Regions from separate parts of the Homo sapiens genome. Here region 2 is linked to region 1. Evidence: chromatin loops called from intact Hi-C (ENCODE). Cell type or tissue: Caco-2. All regions are shown on one strand. Links, peaks and the distances in the headings refer to the core of each region. The heading gives the core; the rest is flanking DNA.

Region 1 (12,151 bases), core at 1,266-9,265:
GAGGGCCAGATCACACGAGGCTTGTGTATGTGCTGTGGAGTTTGGAGTTCAAGCCAAAGGCTATGAGAATTCTGGTAAGCAAGGGAGTGAACTCTAGTAGGTGGCCCTGGCAGTGGCACAGAGAATGAATGGGAGAGTCAGGCTGAAGTAGGGAGAGCTATTTGGAGGCTGTTGTAGAAATCCAGGCACGGATGGGGAGGCTTTGATAAAGGCAGTAGCATGGAGGTGAAGAGAAAGGGGTGGGTATGAGATATACCAAAAAGGTGGAATTAGTGGGACTTGGTGACTTTCTGGATATGGAGGTGAGAGAGGGGAAGGATGTTAGTTTAGATTCCTGCTTGTAAGTTACAAGCAACTTTATATAGATTAAAGGAAAAAAGGTGTTGGGGGTAAAGGAGACTTTATTATAAGGATGTAGGAGTGTCTCACAAAACCCAAGGGCTCTAATGTCACTGGGGTCATCAGAGGCTCATTTGAACCTAGGACATCTCTGGTCCACACAGTAGACTGAAGGTGCCCGGTCAGAGTTACTTGAATATTGAGTGTGGTTAGTTTTCCTTCTCAGGCCCAATTCCAAATGCCCAGGGAAGGCCTTGCTCTAAAATGGGTCAGATGCCCAATCCTGAACTAATCAACTAAGGCGGGGGGCAGGGGGACAGGTCACTTGGTAGAAACAAAGTGGAAAGAGGGGCAGTTTCTAGGGAGGAGCTGCTAGACCAGACAAATCAATGGATGTCCACTCTCTCCTATTCCATTGCTGGCTGGCTCTCTGCCTCCTTCTACTTCTGAAGATGTACTTATTTAGCATAAATTAATCATCTTATAGAAAAGTATCTCCCCGTAAGAGACAACCCAACTTAGTATCCAGGAATGGCAGAAGCAACTCCTCTGTGTGCCTCTCTCTCCAGGTGATATTTTTTTCCTCCTCCTGCTTGGCTTGTTCTAATCCAGATGTGATGTCTCACCATCCTACAGCCAACAGACTAAATGGTAAATTTAACCTGGTGTGTATACATGCAGACCTCAGCTTGCTATAGATATTTCACTTGGTAGATTAATCACTGAAAATATTTAGTCAATACACTTGCTCATCCATACATTCATACATTTGAATATGAAATTAAATTACATTCATGCACCCCTCCATTCTTTGGGGTACATGAATGTAACAATTTTAGCCTTGTCAGGCAGCCTAGAGCCATGACAGAGTCTGGGATGTAGGGTTAGACAGACTGGCTGTGGAATTCTGGCTCCACCATAACTGCTGTTGACCTTGGGCAAGTCACTTCATCTCTGTGAGCCTCAGTTTCTTAATACTAAGGTGGGGATCATAAAAATATTCACCTCTGCTTACTGGTGCTTACTGCTAACCACATGTTCCTTTCTTTATCCCTTTAGAAATGAAACCCCAACCCTCAATTGGAAGGCTGAAAATAACAAAGAATGTAAAGATCACAGAAGGCTTAACAAAGGGTAAATCTTAGATTTAGCATCGAGGGGAAACTTGGACGCTAATATGAAGGTGAAGTCTTACTTGGGAGCAAGAGAGATGAGTCTAGTCTCAGCTTTATGGGGGCTTCAAAACCACAGACCCAGGTTCAAATCTCAATGCTGCAACTCATATGGTGGGGAATCTTGGGCAAGTTGTTTTTTTCTAAGCCGTAGTATTCTAACAGTACTAGGTTGTTGTGGAGATAAGAGATGTATGTAAAAATGTCCAACCCGTTGCTTGCCCCATTCACAAATACATGTTGAATGTTGAATGAATTTTAAAATAGTAATCGTTTATTAGATAGAGATAATTATAATCATGCCCATTTCAGACTCACCAGGTGAACTGATTAGGACCTCTGTCTGCACCTCTGTTTTCGTATTTGAAAAAGGAAACTTTATTATTTTTGACTCTCTGTTCCTTCCATCTAGTGATTGTGATTTAAGTAGCTGAGGTTCTCCCCACCCCACCCTTTTTGGGGGTTTGCTTTGTTGCAGGGACTGAACTTTAAGCAGATAACTTGCTGAAGCTTGGGTGATTCCTGAGGTGTTCTCAGAGATGGGTCTGTGGAGCCAACTGCCAGCCCCTTCCTTGCTTTTGTTGGCAGGGCAGCCAGGCATATCTGGTGGCTGCAGCTGCCCAGGGAGTTGCTGCCTGGAAACCCAGAGAGTGGGGAGGACTTTCTCTGGAGGACAGACAGCACCGCCTGACGCAAGGCAGTGAGCAGAGCGAGGCTGGCACAGGCATCCCTGGCCTGATGCTGAGTCCTGAGTAGAGACCCAAGGGACGCCTCACTTTAGACAGGAGGAAACCTGGTTATGTGCTCTGAGAGCCAACGCTGCCATCCAAAGAGACTCCTAAAATAGCAGCAACACGATTGAGAGAGGGCGGCACCGCCCCAGAGTTCCAACTCCTGCTGACATTTCTTATTCTCCTTTCTCTAAAAAATTACTTTCTTCCTTCTGAAAACCCAACTCAAGCTGTTCCAGTGAATCTTGGGAGCCCCCCTCAACTCTCATCTTCCTTCAACACTTTGATTTCACCCTCCTTTCCTCTTATTCTCTCTTCCTTACTTCTCTCACAATTTAGGGCTGTGTTACATGAAGTGATGTATGTGGTTCCCGAAAAAGCATGTGCTATTCAAGCTCTCCATTTCTTCCCAGGAGCTTTTTGGTGTTTTAGCTCCACTTCTTATTGACCTTGAAATGTATGCCCAGAACCACACGGCTTTTGCTTAACTCCAGGGAACCCTACAATATGATTTGTATCCCTTAGGATTAATGAGGATTTGAACACTGCTATGGTTTGAATGTCAGTCCCCAAAACTTCATGTGGAAAGTTAATCCCTCTGTCCTCATGAATGGATTAATGTAGCTATCGCTGGAGTGGGTTCATTATCAAGGGAGTGGCTCTGTTATAAAAGTGAGCTTCCTCTGGCTCTCTTTTCCTGTGCTCTCTCTGTCTCTTGCACTGACTTCCACTTTCTGCCTTTCTACCATGGGATGACCATCACTAGATGTTGGTGCCATGCTCTTGGACTTCCCAACTTCCAGAATAGCAAGGCAAATAAACTCCTTTTCTTTTTAAATTGCCTAGTCTGTTGTATTCTGTCACAGCAACAGAAAATGGACCAACACAAGTACTTTGTATAGCCCTGTACAAGCATGTAATGTCATCCTCATAACCATCCTGCAGTGTAGATGTTGTTACCCTTAGCTCGTAGATAAGGAAATGGAGGCAGACAGCTGGACTAACTTGCTCAAGGACAAGAATGTACAGCTAGTAAGTAGCAAGGTAGCTTTGGTCCCAGGTCTGTGTGATTGCAAGTTCATGCCATCCATCACACTCTATCCTGGAACATTTAGCTTTTTAAAATCTGACTTCAGCCCTTCACCCACATGCCTTATCTCATTATAGAATTCCATGCTTAAGGCTCTCCAACCACTTACATGCAAAGTGGAACGAACAGCTTTAACCAACCAATCACAGATGCAGTCACGGAGTGAGGTGTCCCAGAGCTACCACACCAGCTCTGTGTACTTGGGAAGTAATTGACCTCTCTAGGAAGTCATGAGCCCCAGTTTTGTCTATTTGCCGAAACAACTGGTTGGACTGAGTGATTTTCAGGGTGGTCCCTTTTAGCCCTAAAATTCTGAATTCTTGGGTAAAGCCAAGCAGCTTGATTTATTGGTCCTTTGTAGTGTGTTCTAGAACACAGCTGTCTTAAATGTAGCTATCCACAGAAAATGGCTGTTCTGTATGTTTTCATAAGGCCATCAGTCGCTGTAGAAAATGTTGAACATTTGAGGTGTAAGAAGGATAGACATTTGGTGCTTTTCATGCCACATTTCTCAACACCTGTACATCTTGTGTTTGCATAAATTATAACATGGTAATTGCATAGCCATTGTGGGCAGCCTATACCTCAAAGGTGAGTGGGAGAGGAGTGGGAAGCAGGAGGGCTGCCCCAGGGCTCACTGCCAAGAGAATCTGGCTGGTCCGTTCTGAAGTGGTGAATCACTTCCTGTGGAGCACGTGTCCTGGCCCAGGTGGCAGGAGAAACAGTCCTGGTTCCAGACCTGCCCCTGGCTCACTCTGGGATGGGAACAAGCTCAGTAGTGATAGAACATTCACCACAGCTCCACTTCTTGAGTGCTTTCCATGCAATCTCACTAATTCTCCAAGCATTGCTGGGAGACAGGTGCAGTTTCCCCTATGTTAGAGATGAGAAAACAGAAACTCGGAAAGTGTAAGCAGTTAGACAAAGCCACAGAGTCTGGATTGGAACCGAGGGCTTATTTATTCAGAGCCAGTGCTTTCGAACACCAAACTATATTCAGGTTCCCTTAACCTTTCCATCTGTGAAGTGAGGGACTTGAACCAGTGCTTTCCAGCATATGACATGCATACTTCTGGGGGTACTTGAGACTATTTTAGGTGGTGTCCAGATATTCACTTTTAATTTTAATGACTATGTTTTTCATTTTAAAGGGTGTTAAGAAAAACGTAACTCAAACTCACACATTTAGGATGCATACAAATATAAAGGGGAATTGATTTAGGCTCTATTTATAGAAAAGTCAGTCCAGATGATAAGGCAAACATGGTGAGGGTGAGGACCTTCACAAATGCCTAAAGTTTGGGGATTACTGAGTCAGATAATATGCTCCAATGTTTTCTGGTTCCTGCAGGACACAGCAGGACCATGGCCTCCCTGAGCCTCCAGCACAGTGTCCTAGCTCTAGGGCATTTGGGACACAAACAGGGAGAGAAACAAACTGTCTTCAGGAGAGTTAATTGGTCAAGGCTCAATTTATCCTCTTTCTAATATCTCCCCCTTCCTTTTACATCTCCTAAGCATTCAAGGCTTTGATGTCAACATATTCCTTGAGTGAGTAGTTTGGCATAAATTGCAAAGTGGTTGGATGCAGATGTATTTAGTTAGGCCAGCACAGTGATCTCTTTGTTTTTAATTTGTGAATTTGAATGTCTTTAGGTTGGGCATGCACTCTAGTTTGCACAGACTTCCCCTCTCCTGATAATATTACCTACGATAACTACCAGAAGGCATATGAGTTTGTGACTCTTGGCTTAAGACCTTATTTCCCCAAGGTCAAAATCCTTAAAGGCCTGAAGAAGTAGTCCTTCAGGGCATTGAGCTCCTAGGGAGCCATCAGCACTGTGGGATTTCTAACACACCTAGAGTCTCTAATTCATGTGGAGTTTCTGTGCCAGCCCTGCAGATGAGAGGAAGTCAGGACAGGAGCCTTGCCTAGAGATTGCCATCTGCACAGCCTTTTAAGATTCTTTGATAGGCCAGGCACAGTGGCTCACACCTGTGATCCCAGCACTTTGGGAGGCTGAGGTGGGTGGATCACCTGAGTTCAGGAGTTCGAGACCAGCCTGGCCAACCTGGTGAAACCCTGTCCTTATTAAAATACAAAAATTAGCTGGACGTGGTGGCACGCACATAATCCCAGCTACTTGGGAGGGTGAGGCAGAAGAATCGCTTGAACCCAGGAGGCGGAGGTTGCAGTGAGCCGAGATCGCACCACTGCACTCCAGCCTGGGAGACAGAGCGAGACTCTGTCAAAAAAAAAAAAAAAAAAGAAAAGAAAAAAAAAAAGATTGGTAGCGCAGTGGCTGCTTTGCAATTTTCAGACTGGGAGTATAGTGACACCTGGTGTCTGGTGTCATTCTTCAAACCCAGCAAGTCCCAGTCTGAGCTCATCATTTCCATCCCCAAACTAGCTTCTCCTCCTCCCTCTCACTCCCCTGTCTGAATGAAGGCAGCCACCAGGCTGGAAACCTCACACTCATCATGATTTCTTCTGTCTCTTTTCCCATACCTCATCCCTCGCCAAGGACTCTCAGTTCGATTAGTGTTGATTTTATGTATTTCACCCCTTTATAGCTCGTAAGTTCACCTTTCCCAGTGCAACAATTTTCTAAGAGCTCTTACCTACACATCGCTACCAGGTTAATATTCTTAAAGAACAGTTCTGACTGCACCACTTCTTTGCCAGAAGTCAACAGCTCGGCACGGCCTTCTGGATAAAGTCCAACACCTCAGCTTGCCCGTGACTTGGACCTGGGCTACCCACTTTCCACTATCCCTGTGCTCTCCAATCATGCTCCAGGCTTTCTTGAAACTCAGGTTACAGCTTCCATCTGCATGGACCATTCTTTCAAGAGTTTTGGTTATGAAGAGAAGTGGAACGAAAGAGCCCATAAGAGAAGTGGAGAGGAAGAACAAATGGTAGAGGAGATAATCCAGAGAGGGATTTTTATTTCCATAGACAGATGTGATTTGAGCATGATTAGAGGCAGAGATTAAAGGGCCCACTGACGAGAGGTGAAAGATAAATACTGGCACCTACTGAACACCTTCTATGGGCCAGAGATTCAACTCTGTTTTACAGGAATAGCTCATTTGATCCTCTCAACAACCTTACAAAGTAGATGCCATTTTACAGATAGGGAAACCAAGGCCCAGAGAGAAAATTTATTCATGTAATAGCTAGAGAGAAGTAGAACTAAGATGGGAACCCAAGCCATTCCACTTCGAACCTGCTCTCTTCACCATTTCATATAAGAAAGAGGGAATGACAAGCAGAGCAAAGTCCCTTACAAGGGGGGAGGAGGAGTAATTCCAAGCATGGGTGGGATGGTCATCCACCCACCTCACACAGGAAGAGGAACACCTCTTCCCTGAGCCAGGGGAGAAGTAGGGTGGGATGTAGATGATGCAGTTTGACTCACAGATGTATGAAAGCTGTTGAAAATGTTCTTGCTAACGGTTTTCTGTTGATAATTAGAAAGAAGTGGTGGGGTAGAGCTTGAGGAGAGTGAGGGAGTTCTAAAATAGTTGCTCTGGGGGAATGAAAGAGAAATTGTAAGGACCTGGAGTCGGCATGCCCTGTGCTGAAAGCTTGCTCAGCTGAAGTTACAGACCATGGATTTGTACAGGACTCAGGCACAGAGTTGTGTGAGTTCTTATCTTCCTTCTGCTACTAGTTCTAGGTGTCACTCACACACTGTCTCCTTTGTGAAACCTTCCGTGATCTCTTAAGCTGGCTGTGGACTTCCTTTAAGTTCCCACAGCAGCCAGGTGTGGTAGTGCATGCCTGTTGTCCTAGCCACTCAGGAGGCTGAGGCAGGAGGACTGCTTGAGCCCAGGAGTTTGAATCTAGTCTGAGCAACATAGCAAGACCCCACTTTCTAAAAAAATAAATTTCCACATCATTTTGACCCTTTTGCATGATCCTTGTATTAATATATCTTGTATTATAGTTAGATGTGTATACTTCTGTCTTACTACATTAAAGGCTCTCTGACGGCAAGGATGATGTCATACTTATTTTCTTTCTTTCTGCTCTAGTACATTATATTGTATTATAGTTGCTCATTAAATGTATAGTCATTTATTGGTTAACTGTTCCCCTCCAGATGGAGCTATTTCTTTTATTTTTCCTCTTTTATTATTTTTTCATCTCTTACTATCTATCTGTGCCCCAGAATCTCTCTTTTTGCTTTTTTAATTTTTCTTCCTCACTGAAACTCTCAGGTGACTAATGGTGGCTGTGGGCACTGCCTTGCTGATCTGGGTTCTCTTGAGGCTAACTGTGCAGAACACTTCTAGAATAAATGAAGATCATGTAACAAATAGAGATGGTAGTGCTGTCTGAAGAGTCTCTGGAGTATGTCACTGTGCTTCTTACCAACATAGGGATGCCTTGACTAAAGTGGGCCTGAAATGGCTGAAAAGAAAAACCCTTAGTTTCTACAGACAGAAATGGTATGTAATTTAACAGTGTTACACAGGGACCTACACGGGGGCTCCATAGCACCCACATTTCTACACAGTTCATTTTTTTCTGGATTTTTCTTTCTTTAGTTGCTACCCTCAAAGTGCCACAGCATGAACAGAAGACTTGTCTCACAGAAGTCAACAGTCATTGAGGAGATGCATGTAGACATGGAGCAGAACCCCTGTGTGGTGGGCTGCAGACTGCTTCCTCCAACCTCCCTGCCCCATCCCCACACAAAAAGATAACCAAATCCTAATCTCTGGAACCTGTAAATGTTTCCTTATTTTGAAAAAGAGTCATTGCAGATGTGATTAAGGATCTTGAAATGAGGAGCTTATTCTGGCTTGTGTAGGTGGACCCTAATTGTCATCACAAATGTCCTTATAGGAGAGAGTTAGAGGGACATTTGATACACACAAAAGAGAAAGCAACATGAAGAAGGAGCAGACAGAGGTTTGAAGATGCTGGCCTTGAAAACAGGAGTAATACGTCCCCAAGGCAAGGAACAGATTTTCTCCTAGAGCCTCTAAAAGGACTGCAGCCCCTTTAACACCTTGATTTTGGTCCAGTGAAACTGATTTTGCACTTGTGTCCTCCAAGATTGTGAGAGAATAAGTTTCTGATGTTTTAAGCCACTAAATGTGCAGTAATTTGTTATAGCGGCCACAAGAAATGATATATACCATAATACCACCAGAAAGACAAGCCATTCCCTAATGGTAAGTAACAGACAGGAGGCATTTTGCAGAGTATATTGTAAGAAAGAAAAATCTTATTATCATTTTCGTTGTTAAAGACCTTGACGTTCAAATGATAAAAGTGATTTCAGACAGAGGCTAAAAAATGGTCATGTGTAAGGTAAGAAAGTCACTGATGAATAGATGACTCCCTCCCAGCACAGACTCGTATGGAGCAAGAGCAGCATAGGTCACTTGAAGACGATTGGCCAAGCCTCAATAATGCAAGAAAAGGGAAATCCAGATTGTACCAGAACAGACATAACCTCTTAGGCCTGTGCAGTTACAGATTTTTTCCCACTTACCTCATAAGGGAGAATTTGAAGTTAATATAAAAGAATCAAATGTTCAGTATTTATTTTATGCTTAACTAGATATAACCAATTCTACTTTAGACTCATTTGTTGATGTGCATTCAGTTACTTTCAATTAGTCCTTATAACATTTTTATAGTTTCCTGAGGAGAGAAACTCCTCCAGATAGTGTTATGGATCATTCTAGATCCAATGGGCCCCACCAGAGTGTAGCAATCAAACTTCTGTTGCTCAGAGAGGGTGAGCCAGGTGCACGGTGCTCTTTCAGAATGCTGCGACCACCAGGCTTTTTCCAGGGTGTGTGGGCAATCCATTTACTAGCAGTAGAGGAAGGAGTAGCATGGTAGGTAAAAGAGTAGCAAGCTGATGGTTTCTATGAAAACAGAAATAAGGTAAGTTCCTCCTTAGTAAAAGGAAAATATAAAATCAGAAATGGGATATCTTCCTATAAGAAAAGAATTGGCTTTACTTAAATGGAAACTGAGGAGGACTCCCTCTTCTGGCTGCAATGGAGTAACTGCTAACAGACTTCCACCCCACTGCAGACAACCAGAAGACAAGACAAAAGACATGAAACAAGTTTCAGACATTGCACAACAGGTAGCCCAAGACCATGAGCCCTCAGAGAAAGGAAACAAACAAGGTGAGACTTAAGATTAGCACAGTTTTCTGCCTGGAGGAACTTTCTGGAGTGTGATGCAGGGAGGGGAAACCCAGGAAGATTGTGGCATCTTCCTAACTGAGTTAAGGAGACAGAGATCAGAGTTCAGGGAGGCCAAGGCAGCTTGAATATTCAAGGTACAGTATCAGGAAGAAGGGAGTGAGATAGGTTCAGAAATGGGCATAAGGTTTTGTCTTGAACCCTGGACTGAACACTAAGCTGTACATATGTAGAATGAAACTCCATGACAGGTGTACAAATAAAATTATGAGAGAAGGAACAATTACCAGAGAGATCTAACATAAGCGATTAACATGAGCTCACACAGGATGGATAAGATGTTCGATTTCTGACCATTCAGAGTAGAGAGGCCTCTTTCAACAGTCATGCATTCAGTAGAGACCCCAAAATGGTTATGCTTCATGAAGTATTAGGGCTCAGCCAGGCCACAGTAAAGGCAGTGGTGTGTTGAAGTTGGCTTGCACTAGTTTGTGAGAGCCAATTGTGTATATCTCTTGTCTCAACTTCAATGACATACATTGGTAGCTGGAAATCAGCTATTACAGAATATTTACGCCAAGTAAATCAGCATATACTACAATTTACAGTTGTTTCAACCACCCCCACCCCAGAGAGCTGATTGTTGAGCACTTACCAGGTATAATACCACAGGTATTGTAGGAAGATATATAGTCTTTGTCCCTGGTCACGGGGACGCAGTACTCCTAAAAATCCTGGCATTTTCAGAATGATAAGGGTGATAGGAGTGTCTTTTGTTCTAACAAGGCAACTCTTGGCAGGCCACTAGATAGCTTCAGGATGGGGGATAGTCACCAGAAAGATAAAGCTTGGAATTTTCCACCCCACCGCTCAACCTGGGGGTTGTGTGTGGCAGTGGAAGGTGGGGAGGATGAGAAACAGGGCTAGAAATATTAAGTCAATCACTAATGGCCAGTGATTCAATTAATCATGCCCTAGTAACAGAACCTCCATAAAAATCCCCAAATGACAAGGTTTGGACAGCTTCCAGGTTGTTGAACACATCAAGGCACTGGGAGGGAATGGATGCTCTGAGTCCCCCTCCCCTCATACCCTGCGCTATGCATCTCTTCCATAGGCTGTTTCTGAGTTGTATCCTTTATCATAAATCAGTAATAGTAAGCAAAGCACTTTTCTGAATTCTGTGAGTCATTTAGAAAATTATCAAACATGAAACAGGGGGGATTGTGGGAACTTCCAACTTTGCACTCATTTTGGGCAGAATGGGGGTAACCTGGGGACCCAATAATTGAGAAGCATCTAAAGTAAGAACAATTTTGTGGAGTGAGCCCTTAAACCTGTGGAGTCTGATGCCAACTCCAGGTAGTTGGTGTTGGCGTTGAATTGAATTGCAGGACACCTCATTGGTGTCAGAACTGGTTGGTGTCAGGAAGAAAAAAGCCTCTCAATACCACTGAGTAGAACCTATCCAAGGTCCACCCTAGAAAAGCTTTCAAACAAGTCTCAAAATGATCAAGTTAGTCTGCAAGTAACTTAACTGCCTCTCAAAATAAAATTAAACTTTCTTTAAAGGAAAACATTAAAACACCACCAACAGTGTAATATTCAAAATGTCCAGCATCTAATAAAAAATTACTAAACATATAAAAAAGCAAAAAAAAAAAAAAATGTGGCTCATCACCAAAAGAAAAATCGCTCAATAGAAAGAAACCAAGATGGACCAGCTTGGGCAACATAGTGAGACCCCCATCTCTAAAAAAAAATAATAATAATAATAATAATAATTAACCACGCATATTGGTGAATGTCTGTAGGCCTAGCTATGCAGGAAGATGAGGCAGGAGGATTGCTAAAGCCTAGGAGTTTGAGGTCATAGTGAGCTATGATTGTGCCATTGCACTCCAGTCCAGCTTGGGCAACAGAGGGAGACCCTGTCTCAAAAAAAGAGAGAAAGAGGCCAAGGTGGAATTAGTAGACAATATGTTAAAATAGATATTATAAATATAAATATAAGGAGATATTATAAATATTTTCCACAATATAAAATTTCTGCAATATTTCATGGAAAAAATATAAATTGTCCCATACAATAAACAAATAAAGTAAGTCTCAAAAAGATTTAATGGAAAATATGAATATGAGAAGAGAAATGAAAGACAAAAAATTAAATGGAATATCTAGAGCTGGAAAATACGATGTCTGTAGTAAAAATTTCACTGGATAGACTGAACAGCATATTATTATAGAAGCTATAGAAAAACGGTTAACAAACTGGATAACCTAACAATTGAAACTATTTAAAATGAACAACAGAGAGCAAAATAAATTTTATAAAAAGCAGGCCAGGCGCAGTGGCTCACGCCTGTAATTCCAACACTTTGGGAGGCTGAGGCGGGAGGATCACCTGAGGTCAGGAGTTCAAGACCAGCCTGGCCAACATGGTGAAACCCTGTCTCTCTACTAAAAATACAAAAGTAGCTGGGCGTGGTGGCACATGCCTGTAACCCCAGCTACTCAGGAGGCTGAAGCAGGAGAATCGCTTGAAACTGGGAGGCAGAGGTTGCAGTGAGCCGAGATTGCACCATTGCACTCCAGCCTGGGCGACAAGAGCAAAACTCCGTCTCAAAAAAAAAAAA
Region 2 (12,151 bases), core at 1,888-9,887, 130 kb before region 1:
TTCTTATTAGAGGAGGCACTTTGTTACAACAGAGGATATATGTGGATAAGTGTACCCAGGAATATGTAACAATGTTGAGACATCTACAAATCTGATTCAGAATTAAACAAAGGCCAATGAAGTTTCTACACTGTTTTCTGGCTTCTAATTAAACATTTTTTTCATATCACAATAATATAAATATTTTAAAGTACTCCAGGCAGTTCTCCTTCAGTATTCCCAGGATGTCATTAAGCCTATTCACCCTGCAACAGCTGCAAGTTATTCCAAACATTTGTACTGAATCTTTACACTCTACAAGCCCATTTGAAATCAACTGTGTCACCCTATTAACAGCTTCAGTAATTCTCTATTACTTTTCTAACCAAGAGTTAGGGAGAAATAAGTCTAGTATATCAGAATGAAGAATCCTGAAAATTGCTTTTCAAAACCGATTCTCTGTGGTCACGAACATAATGTTTTTATTTACCCTTCCAGATTTTGGTACTTAAAAAGTTAGTTTCTTAAATGTGTAAAATTTAGATCATTTGATAAATGATTAAAAAGAATTTCCCTTAAGTTTATTAAGTCTTATTTGGTAGTAAATATAAAAGACAAAACATTCCATGTAAAAATTATTTCATACATTTTAAACAGTTTAAATAAAGTAAGTGTAGTCAACTCAAAACTCCACTGCCTTATTCCTCTGGGTCTTGCATATTTATTGGTGGAAATTTTTCTCTGCTATTTTTTTACATTTTACATTGTGGGATAGGCACAGAGTTATTGAACCTATGACCTATATATTCCACAGCTTACTTCAATGCTTCTATTAGGCACCCGTCCAGAGTTGAAGAAACGTCTCAGATCACAGCAGGTTCTCAAAAAATGTCATTTTGTTTAGCTTCATTTCAATATAACATTGATGAGAAAAAAAATCAGTTCCCAGCTGGGACCACTGTCTGTGTGGAATTTTCACGTTTTCTCCATGTGTCTGCACAGGTTTTCTCCAGTTTCCTCCCACATCCTTATAACTTTTGCTTCACAAACATTTATTGACTTAACTTACATCACTACGACCACCATCACTTACTGATTCACCAAAAATTGCATAAATTATCTTACTTGTTTTTATTAGTTTTTATTAAATGTATAGCTCACATTTATTTCAATATTTAATATTAGAAGTGCTTGGGGTCTTTATTTAGAAGTTTGGTGATGTTTTTATAGCCAGAAATATGCTGTAGGAACGTAACTCTCATTTATATCAATTAGGCTATCATAAAACTGGTTTCCTTTATGTCATTTCGCTTAAAGAATTTATGGACGACGTGAGGAATAGTACTCAACTTTTGCTTATAAATAATTAACAGATGGCATGAAAAATAATTAACAGATGACATGAAAAGAGACCTCTTAGGAAGCAATTTTTACGAGCCTGCTGAACTGGGAGTTAACATTTTCAATAAGAAGCCATTAAGTCAAATATAATCTTTTGCATTTAAACTCTACATCATTATATTACTAGAAGTCTAAAAACCAAACAGTATGGTAGGAAGAATAAAATGTTACTTATGAATATAATTTCTGATTATACTTTTAGAAAGAGGATTAAAAGTATTGACAACAAATGAAGTCAGAATAGCTTGATTAAAGTAGTTTATTTAAAGTATCTCCTTAATGTTATAGTGTATGCTAATTATTTGCTTTGCATATGTACACATCATGACATACATTTATGCATTAGCTGAGACATGTTCATTCTGTAAGTTTTGTACAAAACTAATGATCTTCAGTTACACAAGAACATTTAAAAGTTTTACATTTGAAATAGATAATTAAGCAATGCTGTGTGAAACTGAAAAATGAAAACTTTGATTAAAAAAAGTATTTTCAAATATAGGATAGTACATGTATATGAGAATACTTTTTTGGGTATAATCTTAGTAACATCATTATGGTGTTATGTAAACATATGACATATGACATATAAAATTATAGTAGATAGATCACTGTGTTACCCACTTACACATTCTTCTGTCGTATTAAGCAACAAACATTATTCTTATCTATAATAAAGCAGATATTTCTGTCTGTCATACATATGAAATATTTGTATGTATTTATTGGAAGTAATTTTTAAGGCTAGTCTTTTTTTATAATTTCAACTTTTATTTTAGATTTGGGGTAGATGTGCAGATTTGTTACATTGGCATATTGGGTGATGCTGAGGTTTAGGGTATGAATGATCCCATCACCCAATAATGAGTATAGTACCCAACCAGTTAGTTTTTCAACCCTTGAGTAGACATTGCTCCAAAGGAAGATATACAAATGGCCAATAGCACATAAAAATGTGCTCAATATCATTAGCCATTAGTAGAAATAAAAATTAAGAAATGTTTAAAATATTTAATGTTTTATTTGAAAAAAAAAACAATTAAAATTTTAAATAACATTTTTAATGGAAAATAATTATATCTCCCAAAGCAAAAAAAAAAAAAATTAGTGAGAAGAGTAGCACTGTTTTACAGTTTTGCAGATTTTTAATATGTGATTTAATGGAAGATAACAAGATTCTTATATATTTCTGTATTCAGTCTGTTGCAATATATTGTTTTAGTTGAAATATATGAAGAAAATCTACCCTCATGCAGGTAAGTAGTTGCAAAGGGAAGGAGTACTTTAATAGCCTTTTCAAATAATTGTGAATTATTGTTTTGATACTACATAAAAACTCAGCAAGTGGTAATTTCTTTAAAGATTAGTTGCACTATAGAATCTAAAGCCATATCAGTGATACTTTTACCCTCTGTAACATTAAAAATCCATTGATCTATCTTGCAGTTTGAATGGAACTTGTACCCATGCATGATTTTGTAACATCATTCACTGCTCATTTGGAAGATACTGGTTCACTAAGAGTTAGGCAGATCTTCTAAATATGAACATATTTCATTATACAATGTCAAAAAATCACATTCATTAATATCACCACGAATCACATCAAGAAGGTCATACTCATGGTGGTAGATACATGGTTTCCGAAATTCGGATTTTCACTCAAAATCCCAAATTTTATAATTTGCAAATACTGTCAAGTATTTTCTTTGAAATATCAGGCTTACTGCATTTTTAAAAAGTGCTTAATGGGTTACCCTTGCCTGAATAACAATAATTCGCCATTATTTCAAGTAAAAGTGGTATTGAAAAAAGTGGGTTGTTCAGCTTGTAAATCATTCACCCAAGTGCTTTTTCTTGAGATAGCCATTATGCTTCAGTAGGCAGCAAAACAGTTTTTTATGTTCTTGCCCTTTCATCACAGAGAATGTTAATAATTTTTACTGCTTCAACAAGGATATTCTAAACTGAAATTGGCTTTAAAATATTTTATTCATTTATTCATTTGTTGGCTGATTCATTGTTACTGTATGTGGCGGTGAAGAATACAGTGACTGCTAGACTAGCTTGGTGCCACTACATAGATTTATACTAAGGCCTAGCAGTTTGGCTTTGCTTTTTCACCAACAGAGTAAATTTCAACAAAGTGCAAAAAGGCTTGAAAATAGTTTGACCTGAAAGGGTCTTAGAGATTCTTGCCTCCTTAGGGAAAAAACTAGTTAAAAATCTATTATAATAGCTCTCCTTTAGCTAGTTTACATTATAAATCGTTTGTGGTTACCTACTATATGAAAGGTTGTAGTAGATCCTGGGGATTCACCAATGAACAAAACAGATGAAAATGTCTGCTGTTATGGAGCTCATGGAGCTCATTTATAAAGGGTAACGATATATAATAGGTGTTAGAGAGAAAAGTAAAGCAGAGAAAGGAAAGGAGGTGTGTTTGGTGGGAATGTGTGTGTACAATTTAACTAAGGTGGCTAGGAAAGACCTCACTGAGAAATTGACATTTGAATGAAGATCTGAAGTGGGAGCAGGTAAAGGTGTGTGCCTCTACAAAGGCCACAGCTGAGGCCGCCCTTCTTTATCTACCTCTTTTCATCTTTCCAACTTCCAGACCTTTTTTTTCTGCTGATAACTCATACCTTTTAATTAAACTTTAATTTAATTTAATTTAATTTAGTTTCTTCCAACTCTGCTCTCCACCACTTCCTTGCCCCTAGCACACACACAATTAATCAGCACTTACAAAAACAAAAATTTACCTCTTTACAAAAGGTACAGGGATAGAGTAGAGGCTTTGAATACTTGTGCTTCAATTATTTTTCTCCTGTCATCTTTTATATTAAAGGAAATAAAATATAGGGGTGTCTCCTTTTCCTGGTTGAATTGGTAGAGAATATCTATGGCAGTTAGTGCTAATGTTTATAAAAAGGAATAAACACAAGTGAGATCATGATGGAGAGAGACCAAATCAGTAGGGACCAAATTATAAAGAGATTTCATTTCTAGGCTAAAGAGTTTGGATTGGTCATGTGTGCCTGTCATCCTTTATTTCATTCAGTAGTGGAACAATGGCTCTCAACTATGTGGTTGAGGGAATAAACTTAAACAACAAATCTAAATTTCCTATATCAGTTGCATTTAACTGTTGCGTTTCCTCAGGGACTTCACTCTCCTCAAACTTTTTGGTCCCTTTTTTTAAAAAAAAAATTATTGAACACTTATAAGTGTTGAAATACTAACTTGTCTAATCTTTATAAACAATCGGTGCAATAGGTGTTGTTACTGTCCCTATTTTACTAAAGAGAAAATGAGGACACAGATTAAGGAACTTGCTCTATATCCTACAGCTAGAAATTAAGTGATGGAAGCAGAATTCAAACCCAGGCAGTCTAGCTCCAGAGTCCATCCTTTTAATCTCTGTCTGTGCCACTCTGGCCAGTGTTTGTGAATGCAGAGTCCTGGAACTATCTGCATCAGAATCACCAGGGATACTTGTTAATAGTGAAAAATTCTGGCCCACCTCAGACTTACCATGTAAGAAATTGTTTTTCAAGAGTTGAGGAATGTGGGTATTTATATTATAAAATCCTGCAGGTGATTCTGATATGTATCTTTTGTTAAGAACTTCTGTTTTAGAAGGACCTACCATTGGCACTGTTTTTGCTTCTGATCCCAGCTTCCTATGATTAAATGCTTTCTGAAAGATACATAGTTAGTACAGAACTTAATACTATTATACTATTCTATACTATTTTACCCCAGTTTGACTTTTAAGCTGTTACCACCTGAAATTTAAATGAAATCCTTTTTAGAACAATACTTGACCAAACAATTTAAAAATTGTATTTCCTACAAATGCATCATACCTTAAAAATGCACTTTAAAACTGAATGGAAGCCAGGTATGGTGACTCACGCCTGTAATCCCAGCACTTTGGGAGGCTGAAGTGGGTGGATCACCTGAGGTCAGGAGTTCGAGACCAGCCTGGCCAACATAGCGAAGCACTGTCTCTACTAAAAATACAAAAATTAGCTGGGCATGGTGGCGGGTGCATGTAATCCTAGCTACTCAGGAGGCTGAGGCAGAAGAATCACTTGAACCCAGGAGGCAGAGTTTGCAGTGAGCTGAGATTGCGCTACTGTACTCCAGCCTGGGTGACAGAATGAGACTGTATAAAACAAAACAAAACAAAAAAACAAAAAACAAAAAAAACAAAACACACACACACACACACACACAAAACTGAATGGAAACTGAGAACTTACTGTTCTATTTATGATGAAAGAAAACTGGTAGGCTTTAGAAAGTACACCCTATGTGATATGAAAAGTGAACTCTTCTAGATTGTGGAACAGCTTTATATAGTATCATACCTCCATCTTTAACTAGGATTGCAGCTGGCAATAAAGCTCAGCTTCTAATGCGAGCAAGTGTTGAGTTTGGCTATTTTGTTAACCCAAGATCCTGAGAGAAAATTTGTTCACTGATGTACATAAAGCATATTATGGTTAAAATTTCTTATTCCACTTTGTAGTTTGCCTTGTTAAGACTAGTCTTTCCTAAAATGTGCTTTAGGGGCATTTTATAGTCCTCCATATTTCTTTATGTGACGCCAACATCAAAATTGCTTTGAAAAGGATCAAGATCTGGAGTGAAGGCTGGAGGAATAGCTAGACACTGAGGCTCATGCAAGGAGAGTTAACTTTAGAAATATATATTACATGAAACCCCTTTTTTTCTCCCCTTCCAGAAATTTGTAGAATCATTGATATGAAAGAGTTGGCTAGTATATCTCCCTGTGTTCCCTTCCCACCCTGCTGTGCTATCCACACAAACACAAGTGGCATTTGAGGTAACTTTTGAGATTCTGCTGGGTTAAAAAAATATATATTTTTTGTCTCAACCCAATATGTTCCTTTTTTTCAACAAAAAGTATAATGATTCTCCTATATATCTATGTTTAGCTTTTTGCTAGAAGTGTTTCCTAATAACTTTTCTCAGGAAACTTGTTGACTCAATTTACTGTAGTCATAGAGCCTCCTACCTGACCCCCTGTGGTCTGCTTTGGTAACACACCTGTAGGAGGCAATGTAATCTTCAGGAAATTCACTTCCTACCAGTAGTCCTGAGTAAAGTGAATTTTCTAAAATGAAACATCTTGTAAACATTATATATGACAAACTCCCAAATGGTTAAACTCTTTATGCATTTAGTGTTTGATCTTTTTCCTTAAGAAGACTTTTTTTTGGATTGCTGTCCTGTTGGCACTCAACAAATTACAATTGCTAATAAGTTTCAGAGGCCCTAACTTATTTTCCTAAATCATATACTTCCCAGTTTTTGAAAAGGCTCTCTATTATAGCTAACAAAGTTTTGAACTTTGATTAACTCAAGTGTTTTTGTTGTTGTTGTTTTGTTTTTTGTTTTTTGTTTTTTTTTGAGACGGAGTTTCGCCCTGTCGCCCAGGCTGGAGTGCAGTGGCAGCGATCTCGGCTCACTGCAAGCTCAGCCTCCCAGGTTCACGCCATTCTCCTGCCTCAGCCTCCTGAGTAGCTGGGACCACAGGCGCCTGCCACCACGCCTGGCTAATTTTTTTGTATTTTTATTAGAGACGGGGTTTCACCATGTTAGCCATGATGGTCTTGATCTCCTGACCTCATGATCCATCTGCCTCGGCCTCCGAAAGTGCTGGGATTATAGGCGTGAGCCACTGCGCCTGGCCAACTCAAGTTATTGAATGAAGTAATATGAAGCACATGGGCAGAGACTTCCTGGTCCTATACCTGTCCAAGGCATGTAACCAACATTTTGTTTAAGAGCTTTCCCTAGGGAGATCAATCCTGACCTGGTTTAGAAACATTTTTTCCTGAAACTCTCATGAAAAGAGAAGAATGATTTTGGATGCTACTGTCTTATCGGAAAGTATTTACAAGAAACCATTTTGACCAAGAAACTCAAAATTAATTCTGGTTTTTAAAAAGAGAGGCATATATTACTCTTAGATTGAACCTTATGAAATTACTGATATTTGACTCACCAAAATGACAGTTTTTTATGGTCCAACCTAATACTTTTTGGTGTTAATAAAAGGGGAGGCAGGGTTAGTTGGGCAGTTTGTGGGGGACATCCTACAGAGTTTGACATGAAAAGTATATCTTAAATCAAAACTTGAATTTGTACTTATTAGGATTTCAAGCTCATTTTTCCTCTGGTGACCTTGCCAGCATTATCAGATTTGTATTAAGTGTCAAAAGTTTCCTCTTGTCAAAGTGTAAACCTTGGCTCATTCTTGGGCCATCTGTTGTACACTAATAGTTTTGATTTATTCTTCTGGCTGACATGCGTATTAATGGTACAGATGCAAGCTTTATATTTCCTTTTATGGGTCTGTAGTTTTATTGCATACATTAGTGGCACAAATACAGCATTCATATTAGCTATTTATATGAACTATTTCTAGTTTTGGGGTGACTAATATACTTTGCTTATGTTTTTACTATGCTGAGAAGCCCTGTATCGTAGACATTTTAATAGACTTTAAATGATTACATTCTACTTAATTTTACCACCCCTAATTTTGTTTTTTGTAATTTTTATTTTCAGGATATGTCATGATGTATGTCTGTATATTTTTATGATTTCAAATTCCCAAATTGCCATTGCTTTAATGAATGAGCACATTTGGTTTTTGATCAGGAATTACTATAACTACTAGAAAACAACACTAGTGCAAAATGTGAATTTAGATAAATAACTCTGAAAGGCCTACTTCTAGTTGATGCTTTGGCTCTGATTTTTGAGGGTTAATATGTTCTTCAACTTCTTTGACAGCTTGAAAGTTATGAAATAGAGTGATAGAAAACAAAAGCTCTCTAGGACAGGGACATAGGTTAGAGAAAATTTAATACAAAGCTGTTTTTGAAATAAGGCTAGGTGCTATTTTTATTTTTGATCTGCTTTTAACAGTTTCCTATATTGGAAAACCAAACCCATCTCTGGAATCCAGTGGATATGGGCCAAATATAAAATGTTAAGAGGCTGGTGTTACTATTGGTCTGCTATGCAAAACTTTTTCCCTAATAGAGGTCTGTGTTGATCTGTGTGAAAGCTGCTCAGTGTCACAAGTGCAGCCTGAGTTTCATTCATTTCTAGGGGAAATTATGATAGAAATAACATTCCTTTCTATTAAAGATAAAGGGCTCCAACCTTGAGCCAGAGTTTTCTAATACAGTAGAAGCCATCTTATCTATATAGTGGGTACTAGTAGATAGTCTGTTAATAAACAATACTGGCTAAAATAATTTTTTAAAAAGATATGTATCTTTATTTCATTTGATTATATTAATGTGCACTCATTGGCTAGTTTTGTATGCAGGGCCAATTTCTTTTCTTTGAGTCCAAATCCACTCTTCAGAGTTCCATGTTGCCATTCTTGCATAAACTATACTCACAAATCAGCAACCATAATTTCCAGTCTTGGTTACAGTTACTGTATATTGGAATAAGAACTTAAAGGTACTTGTTAAGCAATCTGAGGGCAGACTATTATGATTTTTATGGTTGCTTTGCAAGGAGAGAACATTTTAAAACTTACCTTTATCTTTTTGCTCTCTTTTCACACTATTAGTTTATGTAATATTTTATTACACAATTATACTAATACAATTAATGAAAGTAGTCTTGAAAAAAGACACAACTCAACTAGTCGTGAATGTTCCCTGTGCTATGGGCACCAGTCAGTGAGTTTTATAGGGGGAATGGGAAGGGTCATTTAATCAGTCTGTACTCTACATAGATACGTAGAATCAACATTTGATAACTCTCAGTAGGGCCTGAATTTTATTGTGAGTTACCATAATTAATTTCAGTGGAGCAAAATGTGGTCCTTTTCTTTTGATAAGCCAGTCTCCAATGCTTTTGTTTTCTTAAAAAGACAAGAAACGTAACTTTGAAGGCTGTGTTATACACTAATATTCTGTTGGTTTCTAACAAATTGCTTGGAAGAGGGAATTGGGAGAACTATATGAAAGTAGCATATTTTCTCATGCACAATATTGCACAACATTAGAAAACTGATGCTTTATTTTCATGGTGAAATGTTTTGATGTTTCTCCCCGCCCCCTCCCCTCCATGTTTCTCTAACTTTTTCTGGGAATAAGAGTAACAATACATTGATTATAATATTTGTCCACATGATTTCATTCCAGAGGAAATCCTATAGTATCTAAGCCCTACGGAAAGCCTCATAAAGACATTTCAGGAGTCCATTCGAAGATGTCTTAAAATTAATGACATTGTTTTGAGTGACAGTGCCGAAATATATTTCTTTCTATGGCAACATTCTTATTCTACTATCCTTTTTATTTTTAAGTAGTTTCATTTTTGTCACTGTTGGGTTATTTTAAACAATTTAATTGGAGGGAAAGAAATACAAATTCATCAAATTTTACCTCCAGAATTGAATTTCCTTCACTAGTTCCTTAATAAGTATTTAAGTAAAAGGGGGTGCAATATCAAGAAGACTAAATTATAAATATGGTTTCTATGCTGTTAAAAAATAACAGTCCTGTCCTTAATTAACCATTATGGAGATTCCTCTTGACCAAATACCTTTAGAACTGTTTCACAGATTTATAATTTAACTAGTAATTTGGTTTAGGTTTAGGTTTAAGTGACAGAAAATCCAAAATAATAGTGGCTTAGATAAATTATAAGTTTATTTCTGTCTCATGTATAAGTTTCAGAGATCTAATGATAGCTACTTAATCATCGGGATCCCTGTCTCCTTCTGTCTTCTTGCTCCATAATCCTCAACTTGCAGCTTCTGTCTCATGGAACAAAGACGGCTACTCCAGCTCTGGCAGTCATATCTGCCTTCTAGCTAGCAAGAAGGAGAAAGGGAAGGAGGAGGGAAGCCTTCCACCATTACCACCTTGAAGAAGTTGCCATTTCTTCTTACAGTCCGTTGACCAGACCGTGTAGCCTTATTTGGTTGCAAAGGAGGCTAGGAAATATAGTCTTTATTCTGGGTGGCCTTGTGCCCAACTAAATATCACAAGTCCTGTTGCTATTTTAATGTTACAGAGGAAGGAGAGCATATATTGGGTAAGAAAAAAAAAAAGGCTGTTTCTGCCACAATTCAGTTTCCCCAACAAAATAAAAACTTGGATTTATATTCTTTAAAAGAAAATATCCTCTGTAGCACAGTGCTGAATACATGACAGGACACTGTGCTCAGTAAATTTTTTTTAAGTGAACAGTAAGGGCCGGTCACAGAGGCTCACACCTGTAATCCCAGCACTTTGGGAGGCCGAGGCGGGCAGATCACGAGGTCAGGAGATCAAGACCATCCTGGCTAACATGGTGAAACCCCGTCTCTACTAAAAATACAAAAAATTAGCCGGGCATGGTGGCGGGCGCCTGTAGTCCCAGCTACTCTGCAGGCTGAGGCAGGAGAATGGCATGAACCCGGGAGGCGGAGCTTGCAGTGAATGGAGATCGTGCCACTGCACTCCAGCTTGGGTGACAGAGCAAGACTCCATCTCAAAAAAAAGAAAAGACAGTAAGAGGCCAGTAAATATTTATTGAGTGATTACAGCTCCTTTGTTTCTGAAAATGTGACTCACAGTACTAATGATCTGAAAAAGAGTAAGATGAACACAGAGAGAAAGTAATGATTCAGGATTCATTGTTGTGAGGTTCAAGAAACATTTATTTTGAGGAAGTGGAGGTAAATATTCAATGAAGTTAACTACATTGTCCCAGATATATAGATAAGATAGATAAAATGTATATATTATATAGACACTTATTTTTATTATAAGATATGTACTGTTAGAGTTGGTAGTATACCAGCTTTGGTTCCCTGCAGTCTGATTTTTGGGCCTCTTGGTAAACAAGTACTTAAAAACTGTTACCCCAGTTTGCAAACCTTTAATAATTAGAGACAAGGCAGGTTAACTGTAATAATTCGTATGCATGCAAGATATGATTCTTCTTTTTCATAAATCATACCTAGTTTTTAGCTTTCTGCTGCAAAAGTAACTAGTTTGTTAGAAATTTAGTGAAAAGAAAAAGTAGGAGACATTGTGTTCAGAAGATCATGTTTAAAAACAACAATTAGTATGGCATCTGTATCTTAGCAGGAAACTCAGAATTAAGTCTGAGCCTGACCTTAACCCATGACCAGTGGAATCTAAGTTTGTTTATTTTTACAATAGCCTTAATTTGGGGCTTGCAAGTTTTTTGGTTTGTTTTCACATTCAATTTAGAGACCCTGAAGCAGTATTTTAATGATAGGAATTAAGCTATGTATAACTTTCATGGCTTGAAGATCAGCAAATTCTGTTTTTTCTTGGTTATAATGTTATCTTAATCAGAAATGTGTGATCTTTGTGTCTAACAATGCACTTAAAAAAACAAAACAAAAAATTCCCTTGCTGCAATGCTGGAATTCTAACAGAATTTACTCATCTTCTCTCTCCTCCCCAATTTTTAAAAACATGTTCTCATGGAAATGTTGCCTTGAATTACACAAAATACAAGCAGTTACTGGAAATGTTTTCTACACAGTTCTGTTCATGTATATCAATTTCAATTTGTTTTTCACTTTTTAGATTTTTTTCTTAGTTTTGCTGATAATCACACTTCATAATCATATCAACTTTGAACTTTGAAGTTGTGTTGAATTTTTATTGCTCTCAGCTGTATCAGATCCTACTTTTTGATGAGTTATTTCATATAGTAAGTTTGTTGAATGAATGGT

The links. Peaks named below come from ENCODE experiments on the same cell type or tissue, not always from the same donor. Only the 100,000 strongest peaks of a DNase experiment are listed, where the experiment ranks them.
Region 2: it touches region 1 in a loop (8-fold over the local background); 10 of 110 quality-filtered maps call a loop at or near these places.

What each region holds. Positions count from the first base shown.
Region 1 is chr1:162,031,454-162,043,604 of GRCh38, forward strand. No RefSeq gene overlaps it. Among named protein-coding and RNA genes, the nearest start is that of OLFML2B, 14 kb to the left of the region's middle. In Caco-2, for the core only: no CTCF peak of the experiment used is centred there; a DNase peak (open chromatin) is centred at 5,688.
Region 2 is chr1:161,899,025-161,911,175 of GRCh38, forward strand. All of the region lies in intron 14 of ATF6 (activating transcription factor 6), which reads left to right. Among named protein-coding and RNA genes, the nearest start is that of OLFML2B, 120 kb to the right of the region's middle. In Caco-2, for the core only: a CTCF peak has its summit at 6,448; a DNase peak (open chromatin) is centred at 6,447.